3 separate regions of the Homo sapiens genome follow, and regions 1 and 2 are each linked to region 3. A link is a contact called in ENCODE Hi-C or POLR2A ChIA-PET data. All regions are on one chromosome and are shown on one strand. The core of a region is the stretch at or near the end of the contact, and the rest is flanking DNA. Distances in the headings are between cores, read along the strand shown.

Region 1 (3,731 bases), core at 254-2,753, 2.1 Mb after region 3:
GTAGCTGGGATTACAGGCGCCTGCCACCACGGATGGCTAATTTTTGTATTTTTAACAGAGGTGGTGTTTCACCATGTTGGCCAGGCTGGTCTCAAATTCCTGACCTCAGGTGATCCGCCTGCCTTGGCCTCCCAAAGTGCTGGGATTACAGGTGTGAGCCACTGCGCCCGGTAGACTTTTTTTAAAAAAGAAGAAAGAAATAGACGAAAACATTAACCGTGTCTATCCTTAAAAAAACAAATTGTGAGCAATCTCAGTCATACTTTACATCAGGGACAGCGAATTTGATGTGTAAAGGGCCATAGAGTAAACACTTTTGGCTTTGTAGACCCTAAGTCCTTGTCACAACGACTCAACTCTGCCATTACAGAAGGAAAACAGCCAGAGACAAGGTGTAAATGAATGGCATGACTGTGTTCCAATAAAACTTTATTTACAAAAACAGGTGGTGGGCTGCTTTTAGCCTATGGATTATAGTTTACCCACCTCTTTTTTTTTTTATATCTGTAACCCAGAAGAAGGGCTCAGACAGAAGAAAAAAATCCAAAGAAAGTTGAGTACACACTGTTGCTTATAGCACATATGTGCAAGCTTATAAAATCCTTTAAATAATCTAATCTAACATAATATGTCTCATTCAAAGTCATATTCCAGAAACAACTCTATCTGTGAACCGTTTTATGGGATCGATCCTGCCATCTTGTGGTCACATGAAATAACAGCCTTTATAGTCTTCATTCTCCTTTACTAAGGGTACACAACTCACTGGAGCCACTTTTCAAAAATTTGATTGGGATGTGGGGACCACAATAACATAATGAGTCAAGGAAGTCAACTGTAACTGAGAGCAATCAATTTTCTGAAGCTTCAACTTGTCAAAATCTTCCAAGGAGCCAATGGACAAAAGAATGAGGGGTCCAACTTCCTTAGCAAGCCAAGCTTCAGAAAATGATTTGAAAAACAACAATAGCAGGGCAAGAATATCCAACTACCCAAGAGCCTTCCATTTCAGATTTTGAACAGAACGCTCCTTTTGTATCCCAAGCTTTGAAAAGAGAAAATAATGACAAAACCCCAACTTACTAAATCAACCCAAACCCGAGAACCCGGTCATGGAGAAATAAATGATAGTAATCTATGCTGTTCATCTGTTCCATCACTCACTCACTCTCTTGCTGAACAAGAAAGGGCCACCCATGTAGCAAACCACATGTAAAGAGCCGGGAAGACAAAAATGAGGAATATAAACCCAGTCTCAGGAAACACATTTAGGCGAAAAGAGAGACACAAGCAAGTAAGAATCGCATGATCTAATGAGGGCCCATATGGAAGTCAAATTTGCAGGGTTGTGGGGGCCCAGAGGAGAGAGCTAACTCTATGGGGTCCCAGGAAGACTTCGAAAGGCAGGTGGCACTCACGCTGCTTCTAGTAGAATGAGCACAGGTTGCCAGAAGGAGCGGGGAGAGGAAGGAAGGGCAGGGCAGGGGGGTCACTGAAGCGCTCGGGTTCAGTCTTCAGGTTGAAAAAGTCCAAAAGACAAACAGAGCTCTGCACACATTTCCACTCTGGGCCTCTCAGCATCTCAGCTCACGTCCTTCTCTCAGACAGCAGGAAAGCAGGGCTGAGTGGTGGTTTGGAAGATGACGATAGAGAAGGCAGGAACAGAGGTAGGACTTAGTCTCAGCATCTTATGTGATTCCCAGCACTTCTTCTTCTTCTTCTTCTTTTTTTTTTTTTTTTTTTTTTTTTTTTTTTTTTTTTTTTTTTTTTTTTACGAGACAGGCCTCTGTCTCCCAGGCTGGAATGCAGCAGTGCAATCACAGCTTACTGCAGCCTCAAACTCCTGGGCCCAAGCGATCCTCCTGACTCAGCCTCCCAAGTAGCTGGAACTACAGATGCTCTCCACTATGCCCAGCTCATTTTTTTTTTTTTGGAGAGATAGAGTCTCGTTATGTTGCCCAGGCTGGTCTCAAACTCCTGACCTCAAGGTATCCTCCTGCTTCCACCTCCCAAGTGCTGGGATTACAGGTGCGAGCCACCACACGTGGCCCAATTCCCAACACTTCTGTGCCTCTGTATCTCTATCCACAGCAAAGTCTTCTAAATATTCACCTTTCCCCAAAATGAGAAACAGCAGAAGCATTATAAAGCTGCCCATGGGTGACAGGTGGATCTGTAGCAAAACAGCTCTATGAGAAAATAAAGTTCCCTGCGCCTTTGAAATTTCAACAGGAAATGCAGGGCCAGTCATCAGCCCATCTTGCACACACATTTTATACCACCTGCCAGACAGAGGCACTCACTGAAACACACAAGCCGCATGATAAACTCCCCGGGTCGTGGCACAACGGAGTTCAGACTCGCCCCCAGCACCCTGCACAGCCATACCTGGGTTGCTGGTGAGAAAGGCGAGGGGGCTCTCGCCAAGGTCGGCAGGGCCGTCCACTCGGTGGGGCGGGCTTTCCAGCAGCTCCACTCCTTCCTCCAGCTCGGGGTAGGTCCTCACCAGGAGGCCCAGCGAGGGCTGTGAGAGGAAATCTTTGAGCATAGAAGAGTTCAGGGCGTCAGCAGCACGATTATTGATCTCAAGAATCTCATCTCCTGCTTTCAGGCCTGCCAACGCAAGATGGAAAATTTTTAATTTCACACACATTATCAGAACACAACAGCTTAGGAGCTCTGCTATAAAGGGCACACCTGCTGTGGGTCTCACAGCCCCAGGTGCTGCTGCAGACAGGCTGCGGTGCTCGGGAGTGATCCTCAGGAGAGGACAGGGGCCTCAGGTTCTGAAGGTTCTAGATTTGCAGGTTACAACATGCCTAGCTGGTCCTTCATACATCAAGCAAACAAACTTACTCCTTCATTAATTTGTGTGTTCCAAGCATCTGCAAATTTCTCACAAATGCTAATTAATTCCGGTTATCTTCCTACACTTTTGGGGCGGGGCGAGCGGGGAATGGCAGTGCTCTCTGATGACTGCCATCACTGTGTTTTGTACATGTTCATGCCTCAGTGCACACTTAAGTCACAGCCAGCTAATATCTATTGATTATTTCCAAGGAACCAAAATGCAGGGCGTTCACTCTGGCTATGAGGACAGAAGTAAGAATGTCTCATTCCAAATACACTTAGAGATGACAGTTTCAAGAACCCAATGCAATCATTTTGTCCTTTTTTGTTTTGTTTTCAAACTACATCTGAACCTTGGGATGAATCTCTTTTGGTAGATCCCCAAAGGATCTGCTAGGGGAATTGCCAAAATTTGGGACCCAAGGGAACGACCATGAACAAGCCCAACCTAGAAGAACAGCAAGTTGAGACACCAAGGTGCAGTTCAAACTCGCACTGGAAGAACATTCCAGCAGCCTGAGAAATGGAGAGGGTGGGAAGAACATGAAAGAAAATAAAATAATCCTTTCAGCTAGGGAGAGAAAAGGAGCCCAATTTCTAATTTTATACACCAATATGGAAAAACCAACTTGAAAAAGGGAGTGAGCGAAGGGCAGGCAAAGATAAATTGCAGGAACGAGAAGCCTCCCAGGCCCTCGGGCATCCCACTCAGATTCTGCAGAAAATGACCCTACAAAGAAGTTCTCGCTTCCCAGCTTCACAGAGTCACATGCCCTGGACATCCTTATTCAGGTTTCTAAAATATCTGAAATCATTTTTTTTTTTTTTTTGAGACGGAGTCTCACTCTGTTGCCCAGGCTGAAGTGCAGTGGTGCGATCTT
Region 2 (3,433 bases), core at 257-2,756, 2.6 Mb after region 3:
CCCTTGGCAAGTTTACAATGAACTGAAATCTGCCGAACTTCCTGGAACCCAAAGAAACTTTAGCCTTGGGCAAAGGCCCTTTGGCCAGCATTTGCACTGTTTATGCAACCGTTTAGAATATACGAATTATCTGGAGACTACTACCAAATACAACAGGCAAAACTGCAAATATGTATACTTCCTAGAGGATGATAAAAAAATGTGAATTGTATTTCTCTGATAGAGGATGCATTAGAGTCTGAGGGTCTAAATAGCGTAAATAATAAATAAGTAAATAAATCGATAGTAGTGTACTCCAAACGAGGCTGGAATAGCTTCTATTGTTGTTTCACACTGGACTTCAATTAAGTCTCAGTATTTTGCCATACTCAATATTAAGTACTAGGCTGGACGTGGTGGCTCATGTCTGTAATCCCAGCACTTTGGGAGGCCGAGGTGGGTAGATGGCTGGCTTGAGCTCAGGAGTTTGAAACCAGCCTGGGCAACATGGTAAAACCCCATCTGTACCCAAAATACAAAAATCAGCCAGGTGTGGTGGCACATGCCTGTGGTCCCAGGTACTTGGGAGGCTGAGGCAGGAGGATGGCTTGAACCCAGGAGGTGGAGGCTGCAGTGAGCTATGATGGCGCCACTGCACTCCAGCCTGGGTGACAGAGCGAGACCCTGTCTCAAAAATCAAACAAACAACCCCCTCGCCCCGGACAAAAGTAGTTTGCACTATTTTCTCATTTCACAATATGTTTTTGAAATATTTCCCTTGAAAGGTAAGTCATATTTATCATTCCTGTTGTATGGAGGCATCATAAATTATTTCACCATTCTACCCTCCTTGAGTGTTGTGGCCTTTAGGCCAGACAAAAACGCAGGTGATGCCTAGAAGCCAACTAGTTGCCGTTTGGTTATCTGTAGGGTTGTGGCCTTGCCAAACAGGAAAAATATAAAAAGAATACCGAATTCTGCCAACCAAATAAGAAACTCTATACTAAGGACTAAGAAAATTGCAGGGGAAGAAAAGGTAAGTCCCGGGATTGAGGTGTAGCGACTTTCTATACCCTCAGAAAACTAAAAAACAAGACAAAAAAATGAAAACTACAAAAGCATCCATCTTGGGGCGTCCCAATTGCTGAGTAACAAATGAGACGCTGTGGCCAAACTCAGTCATAACTAATGACATTTCTAGACAAAGTGACTTCAGATTTTCAAAGCGTACCCTGTTTACATCATTTTGCCAATTTCGCGTACTGCAACCGGCGGGCCACGCCCCCGTGAAAAGAAGGTTGTTTTCTCCACATTTCGGGGTTCTGGACGTTTCCCGGCTGCGGGGCGGGGGGAGTCTCCGGCGCACGCGGCCCCTTGGCCCCGCCCCCAGTCATTCCCGGCCACTCGCGACCCGAGGCTGCCGCAGGGGGCGGGCTGAGCGCGTGCGAGGCGATTGGTTTGGGGCCAGAGTGGGCGAGGCGCGGAGGTCTGGCCTATAAAGTAGTCGCGGAGACGGGGTGCTGGTTTGCGTCGTAGTCTCCTGCAGCGTCTGGGGTTTCCGTTGCAGTCCTCGGAACCAGGACCTCGGCGTGGCCTAGCGAGTTATGGCGACGAAGGCCGTGTGCGTGCTGAAGGGCGACGGCCCAGTGCAGGGCATCATCAATTTCGAGCAGAAGGCAAGGGCTGGGACGGAGGCTTGTTTGCGAGGCCGCTCCCACCCGCTCGTCCCCCCGCGCACCTTTGCTAGGAGCGGGTCGCCCGCCAGGCCTCGGGGCCGCCCTGGTCCAGCGCCCGGTCCCGGCCCGTGCCGCCCGGTCGGTGCCTTCGCCCCCAGCGGTGCGGTGCCCAAGTGCTGAGTCACCGGGCGGGCCCGGGCGCGGGGCGTGGGACCGAGGCCGCCGCGGGGCTGGGCCTGCGCGTGGCGGGAGCGCGGGGAGGGATTGCCGCGGGCCGGGGAGGGGCGGGGGCGGGCGTGCTGCCCTCTGTGGTCCTTGGGCCGCCGCCGCGGGTCTGTCGTGGTGCCTGGAGCGGCTGTGCTCGTCCCTTGCTTGGCCGTGTTCTCGTTCCTGAGGGTCCCGCGGACACCGAGTGGCGCAGTGCCAGGCCCAGCCCGGGGATGGCGACTGCGCCTGGGCCCGCCTGGTGTCTTCGCATCCCTCTCCGCTTTCCGGCTTCAGCGCTCTAGGTCAGGGAGTCTTCGCTTTTGTACAGCTCTAAGGCTAGGAATGGTTTTTATATTTTTAAAAGGCTTTGGAAAACAAAAATACGCAACAGAGACCGTTTGTGTGACACTTTGCAGGGAAGTTTGCTGGCCTCTGTTCTAGGTCATGATTGGGCTGCAAGGGCAGAGAAGGTAGCCTTGAACAGAGGTCCTTTTCCTCCTCCTAAGCTCCGGGAGCCAGAGGTTTAACTGACCCTTTTGGGGATTTTTGAGGGCAGTGATCTTAACTTTGGGTGCACAGTTAGCTTATTTGAAGATCTTACTAAAAATACACCAGAGCCCAACCTCCGACCAATTACATCAAAACCTGTCCTAGTGCAGGGTGAGTATTGCTGTTTTTTGAAAGTTTCCAAAAGTGATTTTGATGTGCACCTACGATTGAGAACTGTCGTTTGAGGACAGTGGGTGGAGTTTCGTATTTGGAAATTAGAAGACCTGGAGTTTCCATTACACCGAATTGGCACTTAATAACTGTTGTCGGAGCATTTCTTAAGCCACATTTTCGTAAAGTGGCTTTAAAATTGCTCTGCCAGTAGGCAGGTTGCTAAGATGGTCAGAGACAAACTTCTGAACGACTCTTGTAAAATATACAGAAATATTTTCAGAACTTTTATCAGTAAAATTACAAAACGTGTTGCAAGGAAGGTGCTTGTGATAACACTGTCCCCAGAACCTTAGTGAAGTTACCAACTGGTGGAAAATTTTCTCTTGCACTCGGCTTAAAAATCATGAGGGAATATTTACTATACGAATGAGATTCAGTCTTTAAAGGGGTTTACAGAAACGTGAGAGGACAGGAACAGTTAGTCTGTGTAAATGTCTGAAATATATGTGAGGGAGATAATGAGTTTAGCCTTTTTCTTTAATAGGTCTCCAGATTTTCTGGAAAAGGTTCTTTGGCATTTGACTCCATTTTGCTGTTTCATTTGTCAGACTTCTTTTTGTCCCTCTTTACTTCTCCCCACATAATTCACCAGTACTAGTGTTTTGTTTTTCAGACCAAGTCTCGCTCTGTCGCCCAGGCTGGAGTGCAGTGGCGCGATCTCAGCTCACTGCAACCTCCGCCTCCCAGGTTCAAGCAATTCTCCTGCCTCAGCCTCCCGGGTAGCTGGGACTACAGGCGCGCGCCGCCACGCCTGGCTAATTTTTTATATTTTAGTAGAGACGGCGTTTCACCATGTTGGCCAGGATGGTCTCGATCTGTTGACGTCGTGATCCACCCGCCTCGGCCTC
Region 3 (3,640 bases), core at 1,009-3,508:
TCTTTTTTGAGAGAGAGAGAGTCTCCTCTATCGCTCAGGCTGGAGTGCAGTGAGCTGAGATCGTGGCACGATCTCAGCTCACTGCAACCTGGGCCTCCCGGGTTCAAGCAATTCTGGAGGCTCAGCCTCCTGAGTAGCTGGGATTAGAGGTGCGCGCCACACCAGGTTGGTTTTTTTTGTATTTTTTTGAGAGGCGGAGTTTCACCATGTTGGCCAGGAACTCCTGGCCTCAAGTGATCCACTGACCTCGGCCTCCCCAGTGTTGGGATTACAGGTGTGAGCCACCAACCCCTGCCAATAGCCACTGCTTTAAAAGCATCTTCAGCAATAAGAACTGTTATTCCAGCAATAACACTTAAGTCTGAACTCCTGGCTTACACTCTTGCTTCTTCCCCTCACTCCCCATTCTGTGAGAAACTACCATTTGATCAGATCCCCTCATTCCCATACTTAAGACCCTTCAATGGTTTCCCAACCAGCTTAGGATAAAATGCAAATCCCTTTTCAAGGAAACAAGGCCCTACGTATCCCGGCCCTTGTATGGCTCCTCCTCTGAACTTACCATTCTTCCTTTCTTTGGTAAGCTTCAGCCCTACAACCTGTTGTTGTTGTTGTTGTTTTAAAAAAAAAACAGGTCAAAATCATTCCTTCCTCAGGGTCTTTGTACTAGTTAGTCCCTGAGCCTGGCATTTCCCCCTAAGTAAGAGGTCGGGGGAAACAGCCCAGGCTCAGGGGCTTCTCTCACTAAGCACTGAGCTAAGAGTTCTTCCCTAAACGTCTAAGTGTTCTGTCTATTCCTGATCCTTCTTTTACAGACATTTTTACCTCCTGTCATCCTCTACTATAGTGCAGTTTCTTTCATCATTATTTGGAATTCTCCTTTTATTTAATCATTATTTCTGCCTTAGAAGGACATAAACTCTACGACAAATGGGACTTTTGTCTTTCACTGCAGTTCCTTCAGTACCTATTTATTGAAAGAAATAGCTCAGTGTTCTGTAAAAAACTACTAGCACTGGAATGACAAATAATGTTTTGTGATACACGAGTTTTCCAAAACTGTATTAGTGAAAAAAACCCAAATTGGAAGCTATTATCTCAGCCTGATTTTTTCAAGGGAATCAGCCCATATCATTTTCAAAAGATTATTCCACCAACATTTACCTTGAACCCTGACATTTACTTACTATACCGACATTATTTGAAAAGTGCATCCTACAAACATGAACCTAGTTCTATTAAACTGTTAATGCTCCCCGTACCTCGCATAAAACCTTAAATTCAACCACACTGATCTATTTCTTGAATTAACAAAATCTGGAGGACACACAGAGGAATGCAATTTGAATAGCACAAGAGACAAATTTATCAATAGTGCAGTAAGATATTTTTTAAAACTATGCTACCGAACTAACGTTCAAGAAAAGGCCATTAAACAAAAGTGTTATCTGCACCCCTCTATCACTTATCCTGCAGATTACACAGAACTCAAAGACACCACCTCTTGGTCCAATCTCCATAATTTAAAGACGAAGGAAACAAAACCCAAGAAAGTTACATTTTAGATTAAGCCAGCTAACATAAGTTGGGACCGGAACTCATTTGGCTACAACGCATGGCTTCTGTCAACTAAGCTGAAAGCCGTATGTTTCTCACTGGGAAGCAAGCAACCAAGACCCGGCCCTTTTTCCCACTCTCTTCTCTGGATCGGCTAGTTCTCGTTCTTCCCCATCCTACAACTCGCGAGCTATGTGATAATCGACGTCGCAGTTCTCAAGACAATTTCATCTACGTTATTCAATTTCACCCTCACAACCTCCTTTAAGGGTGACGGGCCTTAGCCCCATTTACGGATGGAGGCAAAACGCACGCGCGGCTTCACATCCGTCCACCTTCAAGGTGTACAATGTCGATCGTGCCGCCGATCCCTCGGCCTTCTCCCGGTCGCGGAAGAAGAGAAGTGCCCGCAGGCTCCGGTGGCCGAGCCCTTCCAAAATCACCTCCCTTTCTGGAATCTTCTCTTCCCCCGGCCGCTGAGCCAGGGCAGCACGCTCAGCCCGTTAGTAGGCCCTCCTACTTCGCCGCGGCCGCCGCAGCCCTATGCTGACGCTCCCACCTCATTCCTTTCCTTCAGCCCTTACTTTCGCTCCCTCCTTGAGCATCTGGGCAAAGCCCGGAGCCTTGGGAACGTGAAGCGCCATGGCCAGCCTGCAGGAAGCAGTTCACGCGACCGCTCGGAAGACCGCGGAGGAAGCGAGGAGCACGCACAGCCTTCTGGGAAAGCAGCGTGGGGCCGCCTCACGCTCTTCCTGGCTCTCCAATTAGCCCACCCTTTCCCTGCCGCCAGGTCTGAAGCATCGCGAGAAGAGCAACCTCTGTGGCCAGAACCAAGCTGACGATCCCCGATCGGGTCGATCGATAGGGCGGGCCCAGGGAGCCCCTCGGGTTTCTGGCTCACGCACGCGCAGACAGCCCAGGCCGTGAGAGGTTGCTCCAGTCTGTGCTCTCTGACCGTAGTCAGTAGTCACGGCGTTAGATTTTTGCGGTTTTTGATCTGGAAGCCACACATCCTTAGCTTAATTTCCACGTATCTTCCAGACCCAGCCACCAACGTCAGGGCAGGTGTGCTTTTTTTTTCCCGAGGCAGAGCATCTGCCCCATCCCCCAAAATTGTCTCTAGGCGTCCGCTCTGTGTTGGGCACCATAGGAAGCGCTGGGAATGCGCACGATAATTAAAGTCGTCACTAAGAGTAATGTAGTACACATCAAGTGCTCAAGTGTGCCATATTCTGTGTGATCTGCTTTACATGCAGTATCTCTGTTAATGGTCAGTCTTAAAAATTAATGAATTGTCGGTTAAAATACCATTTAGTTTTCCTTCCATAAAATGGAGACGATACCATTAAAAATTAAAAATTAAATGGTACTGTCTCTATTTTGTAGAAGGGAAACTGAAGTTCACAAACTGTAAATAATTTTCCCAAGATCACAGAGCTAGTAAATATTAAAGCTAGAATTCCTATCTAGATCAGACTTATTGCAAAATGCCGGTTCTTAACCACTATCTATATTCCTCTTTTCTACTTCTTCCTGGGAATATAAATCCCTTTTACTCTTTTAAGATCAGATATAAATACATATTTATTTATCTGATTTATATATATAATATACACATTTTATATAAATATATCTGATTTATATATGAATTTATAGATAAATATAAATCCCTTTGGCTTGGTGGCATGCACCTGTAGTCTCAGCTGCTTGGGAGGCTAAGGTTGGAGGATCTGCTTGAGCCTGGGAGGTTGAGGCAGCAGTGAGCTGAGATCATGCCACTGCACTCCAGCCTGGGCAAGAGTGAGGCCCTGTCTCAAAAAAAAAAAAAAATTGCAAAAATGTAAATGCCACTGATATGGTTTGGATTTTTGCAAAAATGTAAATGCCACTGATATGTTTGAATTGCCTGCCCAAATATGATGTGGAATTATAATCCCCAGCTGTTCTTGTGATAGTGAGTGACTTCTCATAAGACCTGGTTGTTTAAAAGTGTGTGGCACCTCCCCACTCTGTCTCTTCCTCCTCCTCCAGCCTTGTAGGATGTGTCTGCTTCCCCTTCACCTTCCACCTTGATTGTCAGCTT

The links. Hi-C counts contacts between places; a loop is a spot of excess contacts on that map. ChIA-PET counts read pairs that join two places held with the same protein, here RNA polymerase II (POLR2A). Pooled maps may share reads with other maps.
Region 1: a loop to region 3 is called in a map of naive thymus-derived CD4-positive, alpha-beta T cell, with 7 times the contacts of the local background. The contact joins the enhancer-like site here to the promoter of CCT8 in region 3. A Hi-C loop is called at or near these places in 1 of 168 maps with a recorded cell type or tissue (naive thymus-derived CD4-positive, alpha-beta T cell) and 8 of 50 pooled maps. POLR2A ChIA-PET finds 5 or more read pairs at or near these places in 1 of 52 experiments (T-cell).
Region 2: a map of CD8-positive, alpha-beta T cell shows a loop between it and region 3 (4-fold over the local background). The contact joins the promoter of SOD1 here to the promoter of CCT8 in region 3. A Hi-C loop is called at or near these places in 4 of 168 maps with a recorded cell type or tissue (CD4-positive, alpha-beta memory T cell, CD8-positive, alpha-beta T cell, GM12878 and 1 more), 1 of 37 single-sample maps with no recorded cell type and 11 of 50 pooled maps. POLR2A ChIA-PET finds 5 or more read pairs at or near these places in 1 of 52 experiments (MCF 10A).

What each region holds. Positions count from the first base shown.
Region 1 is chr21:31,180,033-31,183,763 of GRCh38, forward strand. TIAM1 (TIAM Rac1 associated GEF 1) reads right to left here. Exons shown (of 28, transcript NM_001353694.2): 15 at 2,389-2,613. Among named protein-coding and RNA genes, the nearest start is that of KRTAP19-8, 140 kb to the left of the region's middle. RefSeq lists an enhancer at 2,472-2,971. Within about 2 kb of position 1,504, at least 2 of the 41 ENCODE cell types and tissues checked have a DNase peak (open chromatin) inside an H3K27ac peak, as active enhancers do.
Region 2 is chr21:31,658,187-31,661,619 of GRCh38, forward strand. It overlaps SOD1 (superoxide dismutase 1), which reads left to right and starts at 1,507. Exons shown (of 5, transcript NM_000454.5): 1 at 1,507-1,655. The coding sequence starts at 1,584. SOD1-DT (SOD1 divergent transcript) reads right to left here and starts at 1,838. Exons shown (of 3, transcript NR_187558.1): 1 at 1,211-1,838. RefSeq lists silencers at 1,120-1,439, 1,710-1,989 and enhancers at 2,150-2,349, 2,849-3,358, 3,359-3,433.
Region 3 is chr21:29,071,390-29,075,029 of GRCh38, forward strand. It overlaps CCT8 (chaperonin containing TCP1 subunit 8), which reads right to left and starts at 2,259. Exons shown (of 15, transcript NM_006585.4): 1 at 2,142-2,259. The coding sequence starts at 2,201. RefSeq lists enhancers at 1,331-2,242, 1,695-1,864, 2,243-3,154, 2,315-2,484.